2 separate regions of the Homo sapiens genome follow, and region 2 is linked to region 1. A link is an interaction called in ENCODE POLR2A ChIA-PET data of the cell type or tissue named here. Cell type or tissue: PC-9. All regions are shown on one strand. Each heading gives the region's core, and the rest is flanking DNA. Links, peaks and the distances in the headings are about the cores only.

Region 1 (2,500 bases), core at 1-2,500:
CCCAAAAATTTTACCATTTAACTTTATTATCTCAACAGGTCCAATTACATGGTTATAGGACAGTATTATTTTCCAAGTAATTCCATAAAAAAAGGCTAGGACTTCCTGATACATCCTCCTATAACTTCAAAATTATTCCACTGTATTCAACTCTAGATAATACATGTTGTCTAAAAATGGTGCCATTCTAACAAGTAACAATTGTAGTTGTTTGCAGCATAAAATTCTAAAAAACTAGATTTCTCTAGTTTTTCACAACTAGAAGCATCTTGGAGAAAATTACATCTATTACTTTACTTCTAAATCTTTTACTCAACAAACATTAAGTAAAAATCTGTAAAGAGTTGTATAACACAAAGAAACCTAAGACAAGGACTTTGACATCAATAAGTTTACCATCATCACATCTGTTCCTTTATGGTTTTTTGTAAATAACAAATAGTATGAAATAAAAACAATTTATGATTGAGGATACTCAGAATATACTCACGTAAGGAGAAAAGGTTTAGCTTCTTTAGCTATGATGTTTCTAATTTTTTCTTTTATGAGAATTATATAATTCAGCCAGCTTTACTGTTCACACAAATCAATTCTGGCTGACAAACAATTGACTTTAGTATCCATGGTGACAAGCTGATTATTTTTGAGCAAGATAACAGTATATGAGGATAGAGAGAATAATTAGACACCAGGGACTCTTCCTATCTAATATATAGATCTGGTATTCCTTCACCTTACATGAAAACTACAAATGATAGTTTTACAAGTTAGCATCAGCAATTCATTCTAAATAACAGGAAATCTGGAAGAGAAAATTATACAACCTGTGTCATAATTTCCATTTGGATGTGTAACCTCATCTATTTCTTCATTATTGGGGTCATTTTCCATATTAAGATTTTTTAACTGTACTAATTCCAGGAATCTCAGAGCTGTTTCTGCCAGCAGAGCTATGTTTTCTATAAAATAAAAAGGAAGAAAATTTATAATTACAATCTTAACTCTCTGTAAAGCTTATTAACTTTTCCTCCCTGTCTTTATACATAAATAATCATAAGCCTATGGGAAAAACAGAACTTTTCAATTTAGCATTTAACTTAATCAGATTTTAGTAACCCAGCTCATAATCTGTAACTGTCTCCAAACCACTAGTCTTATTTTTGAAACACAGCTTAAAAAAATAATAATATAAAAATAATCTAATACCTCATCTACTGAGGACCAAAAAAAAAAAAAAGCCTAATTCTCTGCAGGGACTTACCTTTTAAACAGTATCCTTGACAAGTGAGAGATATTTATTAGACTAACAAAGAAACATCCACATTAAAATAACAGATAAAGCTAAGCTTTGGCATCAGAAAGACCTGGGTTCAAATCTCAACCTTGCCACTTACTAACTTGACCATTTAAGCAATCTGAGACTGTTTCTTCACATATAAATGAAAAGTCACAACTGCCTCAAAGAGAAACCATTGTTAGACTGCTTTACAAGTGATACTCAAGTTCTTAGTGAACCAAAGTGGCAGACTGTTTGCACATTTCTACAGTTGTCTATATCTTCTCCTTTCTCTTTCTGATGACCTACAAAGACTGTCTGATATTCCTCACCACTACAAAATAACTACTTCTAATTTCTGCTGTCACATTTACTATCAATTGTATCTGCTCTTCACTTACACTTTCTTCTCCTACCTTGCCTCCCACTTAACATATGTGTTTCTTAACATATGATCACAACCGGTCAAAGACTGTACTCTTTTCCTTCTTAGCAGTGAATAGCACTGAACGTAAAGTTTAACTACCTTAAACTTAAAATAACCTTACTTTTTCCTTGCTTTCCAACATCTCTGAAATCAAAATGTACCTTATGGCAGTTGAGATCTTTGAGTCAATCAAACACAATTATTCCCTTCATCCTGGGTCCCACTCCCCACCCCTGCTAGGTTCAACAATGCTCTGAATAGAATAAAAATTTACCTCTAAGTAAGCAAGATGTAAATACCCTATAACGCCTGCTCGCCCTAAAAATGGAAAAACTCTGGGCCATATCCTGATAATATGTCAAAATTCTAGATGAATATCCCCACTTTAATGAGCAAATCTTTATTAGGAAAAGTCTCTTACTTTCCTGGGCACCTCTAAAGTCTGAGTAGATCTATGCTTATTTCCCCTTTTAAGTCCATAAACCACAGCACACTTGGAAGTTCACTTTACACAAATCTGTACCAGCATCTATGATATTTAAAAAATACTGTAAAGAAACAAATGTTGATTTTAAACTTTTATAATTACTGACACATGTATTTTAATTATATTTAACCATACACATTCAAATACACTGGCTCTATTTTAAAAGACCGCAAATTAGCCAGGCGTGGTGGCACACACCTATAGTGCTTGGAAGGCTACGTTTGGAGGATGGCTTGAGCCTGGGAAGTCAAAGCTGCAGTGAGCCATGATCTCCCCACTGCATTCCAGCCTGGGTGATCACATACTGGGC
Region 2 (11,784 bases), core at 5,729-8,228, 120 kb after region 1:
AGAATAGATCTCTACTTCATTTCATATACAAAAATACATTTTAAATGGTGTTAAATATCTAAATGTAAAAGACAAAGCATATTAGAAAACATGGAGAAAGGCTGGGCATGGTGGCTCACGCCTGTAATCCCAGCACTTTGGGAGGCCAAGGTGTGGGGTGGGGGAATGGATCACCTGAGGTCAGGAGTTCGAGACCAGCCTGACCAACATGGTGAAACCCCGTCTCTACTAAAAATATAAAAATTAGCCAGGTTGTGGTGGTGTACACCTACAGTAATCCCAGCTACTCAGGAGGCTAAGGCGAGAGAATCGCTTGAACCCAGGAGGTAGAGGTTGCAGTGAGCTTAGATTGCACCACTGCACTCCAGCCTGGGTGACAGAGGGAGATTCTGTCTAAAAAAAAAAAAAGAAAGATAAATATTTTATAACATCAGGGTCAGGGAAATCTTTCTTAGCAAGTCAGTTAAACCCAGGAACCAAACACTGGTAAACTGGACATGCATTAAGGGTGGTAGCAGCCCTGTGGCTGACAGGATAACTTTGAGCCAGGTGCCTAATGCTGCAATGAATGAAGAGCCTGCCAGGGAAAGAGAACACTCTAAACAACTGTCAGGCCCAGAGAGAATGAGGCCAACTTACAACAGCACCAGCCAAGTGAGAGCTTTCTATTCACAGTGTCTCTCCTTCCAACCCCTGCCTTTGCCCTGGCAGCTTCAGAAATCTCAGTGAGCAAGCTAGGAGAGGAGGAGAAATGCGAGAGTGAGACCACTCCTCTCTGTTCTGCTGAAAGTAGTCAGTGCTCAGTAGGTTTCAGCTAAAGTGAAGTGAGAAGGTCAATCATGTTGAAAATATTTTCTTCGACTAGGCTATATCAAATTGAGACTTGCTTAGGATGAAATTATTGTAGGATTTTCTAGTTCCTTTGAGTAACTAAAAAAGTCATGCAGCCTGCTCCAAAATTTACTCATATACAGAGGAAGGTGCACACACACACACACACACACACACACACACACACACACACAGGTCATATATAAAGGGATAGTAGGAGTAGAAAATAATTTCTTTTTATAATATCACCCCATGACTTCCCTGTGTTCAGTGAAGAACTTACACACAGAAAGAACTTACCTAGTGAGAAAAAAAAATCAGGGGGAACCTATTCTAGATAGAAAAGTATGGAAACCCCCTCCAAGCAGGTATGATTTAAGCTGAGGCCTAAAGAATGAAAAAGAAGGCAGCTGCATACAGGGAGAAGGATTGCTATTTTTTAAAGGTACAAACTCAAAGAGCCAAGAGAACAGGAGTGAAAATAAACGCCAATCTTCCGCAAAGAAATTTCTATCCTCTCCTTAATGGAGTAAGAAGGGGTCTGGTCAAAATGCTTCTTAACAATTGCCAACCAACCACCTTGTTTCTGCCCCCATTTCCAGAATTACTTGGTCTGCCAATTCTGGAGCCTTTGGGGAATTCTGTAGTGCAAATTGGGTTTCTTCTCTGTGTTCCTTGCTGTTGCCTTAACCTTCAGCTCATTTGTTAAGTGAGTTACCACTTGTTCTTCTGTTCCCTGGCTTCCACATTGTTACCATCTGTGCTAAGTGTTGGGGACAAAATGGTGACTGAGATGAACAAGATTCCTGCCCTCATGGAGCTTATGTTCCAGTAGAGGAGACCAAAAAAAAAAAAGAGTAAACAAATGAATTTAAAAATAGCAAACTGTCATGAGTATTAATGGAAGAAACTCACGCAATTAAAATTGGAGTTTAAACTAAGCCTCTGAGAGAGTGTTGATTTTGCATTCCAAAACAGGTACTGGACTCTTGCTAATTAAAGTAAGGTACACGGAAACAGAACATCAACATCATCCTAGAACTTGTTAGAAATGCAGAATCTGGGGCTCCATCCCAGACCTTCCAGGTAATTCATATGCACATGAAAGATTGAGAAGCATTATAGTAAAACCATATTTTTAGTTTTCATATAGAATTATCAGTAGCATGCCCACCAATTTGAAATTACCCCATTTTCCTTAAAAGGAAAAGCCTCTTTCCTCTTCTTCTGGGTTGGTGCTAGGCCTCCCAGAGGAGCAAATCATGACTGATGGGGAGAAGAAGGCAACACAGCTTCAAAGACCTGCCCCAAATCCATCAAAAACAGTAAGTTTGCTGGGAGATTTGAATGTTTCTGTTAAAGGAATAATTTGCAATTCCATCCTGAGTGGGAATTCTCAAGACTGGATGAAAGAAGATAGAGTTAGAGGATTCATCCCAAACCATGGGCATGTTGGAGACAAAGATGAGCAGGTTGTACTTGGCGATGGGTTTGAGAAAGGATGTGATTTGGGAGATTCTTGGTGGTAAGGGGGTTCCCTGTTTCAGGTTTAGGATCCCTCCATCCCAACTTGAAAAGGATGAGAAGCTAGTGGCAGAAGAGGGAGAAGAGGGGGCATTGGGTAGAGCTGGCTCTATTTTTTGGTCCTGGGCCTAAAGCAAGAGTTGATTTCCCTGAACTAAGGCTACTAATAGCACCACTGTACCTTGACAAGAGAAAATGAGTGAGAGAGAATGTGGGAGCAGTCAGATATCAAGTCAAGATATCACCTGATGAGAGGCCCATGTGAAGACTGATATGCAGGAATTTCCTTATGGGAAAGTGGCTGCAAAAAAAGAGATGGGCATTGGCCTGAGGAAAACCACCCCTACTGGGGAAGTGTGTTTTAAATTGTGGGCCTGCTGGAAGCTCTCAAAGTGCTTTAGCAAACAGGGCATCTATCTTTCAAACTCCACCTGGGAAATCCCTCTACAGCCATGTCCCTACCTGATAGCTCCCAAACCAGTGGCTCTCAAAGTGAGGTTCCCAGCAGCATCAGCATCACTGGAGAAGTTGTTAAAAAAGCAAAATCTCTGCTCCTCCCGCAAGACCTACAGAATTAGAAAGTCTGAGGGTGGGGCCCAGCCACCTGTGCTTTAACAAGCCCTCCAGATGATTCAAATGTATGTTCAAGTTTGGCCTAAACTATGCAGAAAATGTCTTTTTTTCTTCAGTGGAGGACAAGTGTCTCATGAGCGTGGAAATATTGTTAAATTTGAGAAATTAATACTTGAAACCGAAGAGCAAAAGGCATAAAAGTTGCACAGTTTATAGAGCAATTAGAAACATCAAAGTTGCTGAATGATGGTTGTAATGGGAATATAGAGGGATTTTTGAAAGTGAATTTTGGGAAAGTAAAAATACACCATCTGCAGATGTAGGATAATTATTCCCTATGTGGTGAGGGCACTAAGAAAATGTACTGTGAAGTAGCAGAAGTGCTTTAATCATGCAATAAGGTGGAATCTGGTGCTGCATAAACTTGCCCTGATGAGCAATATTAAATGCCTCCCATTCCTCTCTTGATTGTATTTGATGCTGTCCTTAGGGGAGTGTAAGACTGGACCAGTATCTACAGATCTAGTGGGATGAGAGTGATTTCTCAGTAGAATTCATAATAATAAATGATTTCTGTTTTCTGAGCTAGCAGCTTCTCCATCATCCTAACTGCCGGCCCTTCACTCTGTATCCAGGCTGGATTAATTCCCAGAGAATGGAGTCATTTTCCTGATGGGAACTCTTAGCACTGATTGGAAGGAGGAGATTAGCGGGCTTTTCATTTTTGTCCTGATGCAATTTGAAAATCTCATCAATTCAAAGGTATCCTGGAGACACTGTTTCTCAATTCTTGTTTCATGTTTCTCAACCTGTATTTAACCCTTGGATCCAATTCTTTCTTCTTTGTCATTCTCTTTCAATGAATATGCATTGGTATATGTTAACTTAACACCTACTGTGTGCAATGCACAGTGCTAGATGACTTCACAAACCTACATTTTCATCCTATCTTCTTTAACATTTGAAAAAGAATAAACTGTAAAATATCTTTCTGCTCACTCCCTTACCACTATTTTTCCTGGTGTTGGCTTTGCCTCATTATGTTGCTTTTCAAGTGAAGAATTTGGGATTCCCCATACTTTAAGCCATTTGCAAAAAAGCAGATTATTATTAGAAAGCACAGAGAACACACAAATATCCTTTCATTGTGGGATTACAGCCTTAACCTATGACTTTCCTGGATTCATGGTTTCTGTTAGTTATTTTTCTATCGAGGACGAGGGGTGGGAGTGAGTTCTGCAAAATAACAGATAACTGCTTCCACTCTTTTTTTTTTTCTTTTTCTTTTTGAGACAGAGTCTTGCTCTGTCACCCAGGCTGGAGTGCAATGGCGTGATCTCGGCTCGCTGCAACCTCTGCCTCCCAGGTTCAAGTGATTCTCCTACCTCAGCCTCCTGAGTAGCTGGGATTACAGGCACACACCACCACGCCCAGCTAATTTTACTATTTTTAGTAGAGACAGGGTTTCACCATCTTGGCCAGGCTGGTCTTGAACTCCTGACCTCATGATCTGCCTTCCTTGGCCTCCCAAAGTGCTGGGATTACAGGCGTGAGCCACCGTGCCCGGCCTGCTTCCACTCTTTATTGTGCTACTTTGCAGAGGGCAAAATATACCTCATATACTTGTGGAAGAAACACTGGGCCCTTCAGTCCTTGCAGATATAGATTGTAGCCACCAGGACTCTGGTCAGCTGTCTTTCATCAAGGCACCTGAGCCACAGGGGCAATAAAAAATGGCACGCCTTAAAAAAAAAAAAAAAAAAAAAAGGGCACTTCTCCAAGCTGTGATGGCAGAGATGTCCATACTGTAAACTTAAGGAGACTATGCCTACCACCTGAGAAACAGGGTGCATAAATTCCCACATTCATATTTTATTAAATATAGACGGACCATTGAAACCTATGTCAAACAGAAACTGAGATTGTAGTAGTTTTCAAAAATTGGGAAGCAGAATATCTGTATCTACAAATACAGCTTCTTTTTAGCATCACCAGAATCATTTCATAAAGGAATCTTTAAGAGGTAGGTAATGATATGAACATTATTTATAGAGAATTCAGGACAGGAGGTTGTATGATTGTTTGAGAAGACGTACTTGCTCTCCAATCGTAGTCTGCAAATTCCTAGCCATCTGTATTTGTATTTCTCTCTCTTTTTTTTTTTTGGAGACAGAGTCTTGCTCTGTTGCCCAGGATGGAGTGCAGTGGCACGATCTGGGCTCACTGCAGCCTCCGCCTCCCAGGTTCAAGTGATTCTCTTGCCTTAGTCTCCCAAGTAGCTGGGATTACAGGCACGCACCACCACACTCAGCTAAGTTTTTGTATTTTTAGTAGAGACGAGGTTTCACCATGTTGGCCAGGCTGGTCTCAAACTCCTGACCTCAAGTGATCTGCCCGCCTTGGCCTCCCAAAATGCTGGGATTACCAGTGTGAGCCACCATGCCTGGCCTGTATTCCTCTTTAACAAGGTAACACCATGTCTTTCCTTCTTCAAGTTAATAGGTCCTTGAGAATTCATTTCTGGGAGTGGGTTAAGTGGTTCTGCAGTATACAGGTTGGATACAGATACTGGAGTCAGGTTTACCTGGTTAGAATCCCCTTCGCCTCTGTTTTTGCAGCTGTGCGACCTCAGCAAATTGTTACCTTCTCTGAGCTTTAGTTTACCCATATGTTACTGTAGGATTACATGTGATAATACATGTAAAGACTTTAGCACATCACCTGGCCAAAGGGCCCAATTAGTATTAGATACGATTTATATTCGTTATCAATTAAATTCCTAAAGGAATTTTAATTGAATTTGTTTCACCCATTTTTCTTTTTTGTGCTTAATCTAATAGAACAGTTTTTGTTTGGGGATGCTGCATTTCTCCCTCCCCATTTCTTTTCATCACTCACCTCAGCCCCAGAAAAAGTGATCCTGAAACAACTGTGGAAATGAAGTCTGCTTTGTGTTCGTCTGTTGGGAAAAGATTGGATCACCAGTCATGCTGTGGGTGTTTAGCAGGCTGCTGGCTTCTGCCCACAATAAAGAGGCATCTCTGAAGGTTCTGATATTTTTAAAAAGAGAAGCAAAAGGGCAGTTAGTGGATCTCAAGGGTTCGTATGAACGACACATTTCCCTGCCCCCACAATCCCTAGGGCTGCCTCTCTTTCCAGGGCTTCAAGTTGGCCCAGGGTATCTGGCTTTCTATACTTCTTGTTTTTCTGGGTCATGAACTGGCAGGGAGCATGCAGCACTGTGCCCTTAGCATTCAGGTGTTTCACAAGCACACTGCTTCTCTCTTGCCCTCATTAGAGTCAGCTGTCTCCAGCATACAGAGAAGGACGTGCAGAGCCTCTGTATGCATGTAGCATGGTGCACCTGGAGAGGTGACAGAAGGGCAGGGCCTCCTCCTAGGAGCCAGCTCCAGTAGCAATATGTAAATGACTTCTTGGAATTGCCAGGCTGGTCCTGGTGAGTCTGGAAGATCACCTTGCTAGTGGGCCCAATGCCAACCTGACAGATGGCCTGGGCTGCTTGCAGCACAACCAGGTTTAGGCCATCAAGTGTGTTCCCTGAAGGCAGGTGACCCATCCAGGAGTGTCAGGGAGGCTGTCCAGGGGGACAACTAAGGCTGCAATGTAATTTCCCCAGCTCTGCCTACCTCCTCTTCCCCGCAACTTGCAGTGCTCTCTAGGAAGAGGGAAAAACCAGGGCTTGCTTTCACCCTTAAAGAAAACTCTGGGTCACATAATTTTTGTTGATGTCCAGTCTGTTTTCTACATGACAGCCCCTCACAGAAGTGACCAAATGTTTCCATCAAAGGAACCAGCTACTGTAAAGTTTAAAAGGATAATAAAATAGTAATGTCTATTTGGGGCCCTAGTTTAGAAAAACCCTGTGATCTCTATAAAGTATTAAGAAAATATTGAACTTTCAAATTTTATGATTTCATGTCCTCTAAGACCACAGACCTCTTGGCATTATTTTTCTTTTGTTCTTTTTTTTTTAAGCATGAATCTTTTTTTTAATAAGAGTTAGAAAGTAAACATAAAACATTTTCTCTCACTTACATTCATAGTTTTTAAAAGCCTAGGGAAAGTTAATGTTTCTGAATTCAGCCTGTGGATTTGAGATAAGGATTCAAGGAGAGAAGGCTTTTAACTCAGAACAGAATCTGTTTGCAGCTATTGTTCAATTAATGTAAAGTATCTGGTTACTGGGCATGTTGCATAATGCATCACAGTGCAAGCCAAACGTTTTCAGTGCTGACAACGAGCTCCTTGATAACAATGAAGAGTGAGGTAATTTGTTAAATTTTTTTGGAAGTCCCCTATAACAGTCTTCTCAAGACTGAATGAATCAACACTTTCCAGCTCAGACCGCAACTGAGCTGTGTGTCTGTGTGTGCGCATGATGATAAGAAATCTAGAAGGAAACTGGGAAAACCACATCTCATGCCCTGTTTAAGAACTAGAAAAAGTGTCAGAAGAATTAAAATTAAGCCTCACGAGAGTCTGTGGGTATGGAAAGTCACCAGCTAGCTAATATTAACATAGCTTGCAACAGAACACTGTTGCTAGAAATAGGACAGTCGCATCACTACCACTAAGCAATTTGCATTCTGTGGACCAGCCCCTGAATTCCTATTGCCCTTTGGGCATTGCATTTCTGGACGCTTCTAGACAGTGTTCATACTTGGCTGTCTGGTTTCACCAGGAACTCTACCCAAAAGAGGAAACAGCAAGGAGAACATTTGCTTTGTTTGTAGGAGGGAAGTTGTCGAGCTACAAACAAATCTTTAGGCATCTGAGGAATTGCTAAGTTTCTAATTTCATATGGTTGCTGACAAGGAGGTGCAGACAAGGACCCTCTTGCTTTCCTCACTATGGATAGTCTGTTGCCTCCATCTAGATTCTCTTATTTCAAAAAATATCCTCTCCATGCAATTAGGAGATATTTATCGACGCTGAGAAACCAAAGAGCCGAAGAACAGGTATCATTTTGTTTATATTATCTTTAAAATGAACGGGTGCTTGTTCCTTGTTGCTTTTACGTCGCTTAGTGATTTCATTTGTGCTGGTTTACATGTTTATAGGTACAGGTCAGATCCTGCTTGTGGCTGTTCAGACTTGGCAATCAGAAAGCAAGCAGGCTTGTGAGAATTTATTTAAACTTGGAACATTCAGATCCTGAGATTAAGCGGAGTTCTGTAATGAAGCCACATGCTTTCTTTCTTCTAAAGAGCTACTCTATCAAAGTTAAATTTTGAATTCTTTGATCATTTTCCAATGCCTCAGATACAAAATTTGACACTATTAATATCTCAACAAAGAAAGTATCAGACCCTAGAAGTACACTTGTCTTCTTGTATTTATGGTTATGTTTACATAGCCAGAATTTGCAAAACAAAAAACATTTTATAAACTATAATAACCTTAAACAGATCATTAACAAGCTATAAAGATCATTCAGAAGCAGTTGGTCATTTTTGTGTGTGTAAAAGGTAGGAGGTAGAGCACTGCCATATTCAGTCTTTTTAGCCAATCAAAAGCTATGATTTCCAGCAGGAGACACTATCACTTGGGAATATAAGCATTTTTAAAACTGTTAAAATGTCTGATCACATCTCATTTAAAATCATGCAGTCATTTTTATGGTGTGAGATTTATATCATTCCATTTCTTTGATCTCCAAAAAAGACATTTCTAAAAATGATTTTTATGAATTTTACCAAATTGTTAGAAGAAGTAGCAATATCTGATCCATTTAAATCTAGTGATTCATTTAGGAAGAAGTGTGGCGGTGGTATACAAATGTGAAGGACAAATGTATAGCCATACCAAAGACCCAGCAGTCATAAATTGCTTGTGCATTGTGCTTGTAACTAGAACTGCAAAACTATGCAGGAGATATCACCAGTGTCCTGTATTTTTTTCTCCTTTGTGATATGAGATGACCCACTTAATAAAACACTTCCAGGAAATGCAAGATAGGTTTAGCAGACAGAAAATCCTCTCATGACAGGTTTCCCAAAAAGGCAATGCATAATTTGGAAAATAAAAATCATTGCTACTGTTTGAGAGGAAACTGCTTGTATGCCCTGCTTTAATAATTTTACAAGGGCCAGAAATTCAAACAGACTCTGTTCACTAAGGGAGCTAGGCTGGTCCAGTTTATCTTACTTAGGCAAGGTGTCACCATTAAAAGACCAACTTTTGGTTTCCAAGTTTCAGCCTGCACTTGCTTTTGATGTAGAAAGCTAGAGAACCAAGTGGTAGGGCTGTATAAGTTTTTGTTTGCCAATCTTTTAATGTTCACGGGCTTCTTCAGGCCTCATTTATTATGGAAGGAAGAGAGGTGGCTGAAAGGATGGGAACACAACTGTGGAATGTGAATTGAGTGATTTTTTTTTTCTCAGTATTGTAAGTTTTCAGAGATGTGGCTATATTGCTTGTGTAGTTCTATGGTTCTTTGTTTTTAGTTTATTGAAGAAGTATTACAAAATGCATTCAGAAGACCATTAGAATTTAACATAAAACCTCTGACTTGGACAGGGTGGGTAGTCCCTTCCCCAGTGTACAACCATTTGGGACAACCTAGGAACAGCTGGGAGTGAGTATTATGCTGAGTTCTTAAATTCTTATATAAGTGAATTGAATAATTAAGAGAAATAATATATTTGATTTCTTTTTAAAGCCAACTACAGCTCTGCAGACCTAATGTCTCACAGAATTAGAGAAATTAGGTCAGAGTTCATCATAACTAACCTTGAAAGCTTGTTGGGAAGTTATAAAGGAGGTTAATAATGTCTACAATCTTATGACCTGCATATTTGTTGCCTCTAATCCTTACATTCTTGTATAACTAATCCTTGATATAAAAGTGAAGGGATTGAGACTTAGAGCCCTTAAGAGCCCTTGCCCATGCAGCTAGAAAGTACCAGAGGAAGATGTGAATTTCTATCTCATGGCTTTAAATTTTATTCATTTTACCACGCTTGATCCCTGAACAATCTAGTAATAGCAAAATATCACCCTGCTAACTTTTCTCCTTGAGAGATTTCTAAAATTTCCTATATTCACATAGCACTGTCATAATTTTTACTGTTTACCACATCTGTATGATTAATTCCTCAATATTTTTCTGTATTTGTACTTAAATCACATTATTAGAGTTTATTTAGAAAAAAAGTTCATATCATGACTGTAAATGGAAAACCATTGTCATTAGCCGTAAGTAAAAATAATTAATAAAAGCAAAACAGTATTAAATTCTAGGTAGATACTATTGCCTGTAAAACCTCCAAGCCTGAAACCTGCTCATTTGTTAATAAGGAAGATTAGCTTTTAAGAGAAAGGTTAGAGCATCCTAGGAGCCAACTGAGAAAGTTTCCTGGGTGAGGATGGAAAGGAATTAAAAGGTAGATAATGTTTTTCAATCCAAAATGATTCAGTGTTATTGAATGTAGTGTCTGCATGCCACTTAAAATCTTCTCCCACCTCACTTAGCGCTGCTAAGTACCAACCATGTTGACTTCCACATACTTGGGGAATATTATAACAGAACACCATCTGCTTCTTTACTTTTGCACATTTAAATGAACTCCCCCCTCTAGCCTAGAATTCTCTCCTTTACTTACAACTTGCCCTCCTGGAGGTCTCCTGTACATCCTTCAATACTTGGATTAAATGGGCTCAGTGAAAAGCTTTCTCCAGTGCTGCTGGGAAGAATGAAGTCTTCCTTTTCCAAGATATTTTGTTTGCTTCAGACACAGCCCTTACTACATTCTATGTAGTAAATCATGTGATTTCATGTCGATATTCGTGCACCCATGCACACATGACACTGGATGTTATCTTGTTCTTTGTTCCCTGAGGCATACTGGAGCCTGGCAGATACTGGTGTAAAGGTGACCCACACAACAGGCAGAGGGTACACACTGGATTGACTGTGACACAGACCTCCTTTGTTGTTTTTACTAGGCCTAGAAGTTCCCCATACCCCTTTTCTGTGGTCCAAATTATGATCATTGTTACACTCACCTTGTTCACATATGCTTTATTGTTTAAAACTTCTCCTAGTGCTCTTCTCGCACTTGGTGTCATACAGACAAGAAGATTTGACATGAGGGTTGATTTGTTTGGTAGCTTTTTCTGGTGGTGGTAGTGTTATTCCTGTGATACAGCCATCAATAGGTTGGTAGGTTATTTATCAAATTGAGAACAAATATTTCATCCTTTGCTTCCCTAGATTCTCTTGCAGCAAGTGTTTCACAAAGCCAAATCCCCACATATGTAGAAGATTAACAGCATTAATGAGATGAAGATGCTGAAGGTTGGGAAAATTTGTTAACCTTTCTCTCAGAATTATTCAAATGGTGTGGTAGTAACAGTGGTGGTGGTGAACGTTGGGCAGCCTGAGCCTAAATGGAGTCTCAGATGAGTTTGAGTAGGTGTGCTGAACGCACGCATAAGGGTGTTTGGTTTCGGTTATTTTATTTTGGTCTGAGGGCAACATCCAGCACCTGGCTCAGATGTTGGTGTCTAGTTTATAAGGAATGAGTGAGACTTGCAGGCAATGTTCCCCTAAGTACTAGAGACTCAGCAGCCTGATCTGTGGCTCAGGTGATCAAGCGGGACACTGAGTGTGGAAGGGAGAATTTGCTCCACTTCTGGGCTGACTATAGTCTAGCTTTAGCCTGGAGATGCCTGCCAAGAACCAAATACCTCATGAACCCCTGGGGAGTACTGCTCTTAGGGGCCAGCACCCCTGGGCTACATATGGGTGCTAGCACCAAACAATGAGAAGACAGTTTGTCAGCTCATGTGGGACAGTCTACTCTCTCTCCTTGGGTGAGTTCTTCTATTCCC

The links. ChIA-PET counts read pairs that join two places held together with the same protein. Peaks named below come from ENCODE experiments on the same cell type or tissue, not always from the same donor. Only the 100,000 strongest peaks of a DNase experiment are listed, where the experiment ranks them.
Region 2: POLR2A ChIA-PET joins it to region 1 with 19 read pairs; 3 of 35 experiments call an interaction of 5 or more read pairs at or near these places.

Annotation. Positions count from the first base shown.
Region 1 is chr3:130,729,484-130,731,983 of GRCh38, forward strand. It overlaps PIK3R4 (phosphoinositide-3-kinase regulatory subunit 4), which reads right to left. Exons shown (of 20, transcript NM_014602.3): 5 at 825-959. Among named protein-coding and RNA genes, the nearest start is that of PIK3R4, 16 kb to the right of the region's middle. In PC-9, for the core only: no CTCF peak of the experiment used is centred there; no DNase peak of the experiment used is centred there.
Region 2 is chr3:130,843,022-130,854,805 of GRCh38, forward strand. It overlaps LOC107986023 (a long non-coding RNA gene), which reads right to left. Exons shown (of 3, transcript XR_001740492.2): 2 at 5,827-5,978. LOC105374108 (a long non-coding RNA gene) reads left to right here and starts at 1,814. Exons shown (of 3, transcript XR_924486.3): 1 at 1,814-1,917; 2 at 2,037-2,156; 3 at 3,564-3,649. It also overlaps a transcript of ATP2C1 not described here. RefSeq lists an enhancer at 7,161-7,240. In PC-9, for the core only: no CTCF peak of the experiment used is centred there; DNase peaks (open chromatin) are centred at 7,260 and 7,590; H3K4me3 peaks cover 1,430 bases; H3K27ac peaks cover 1,670 bases.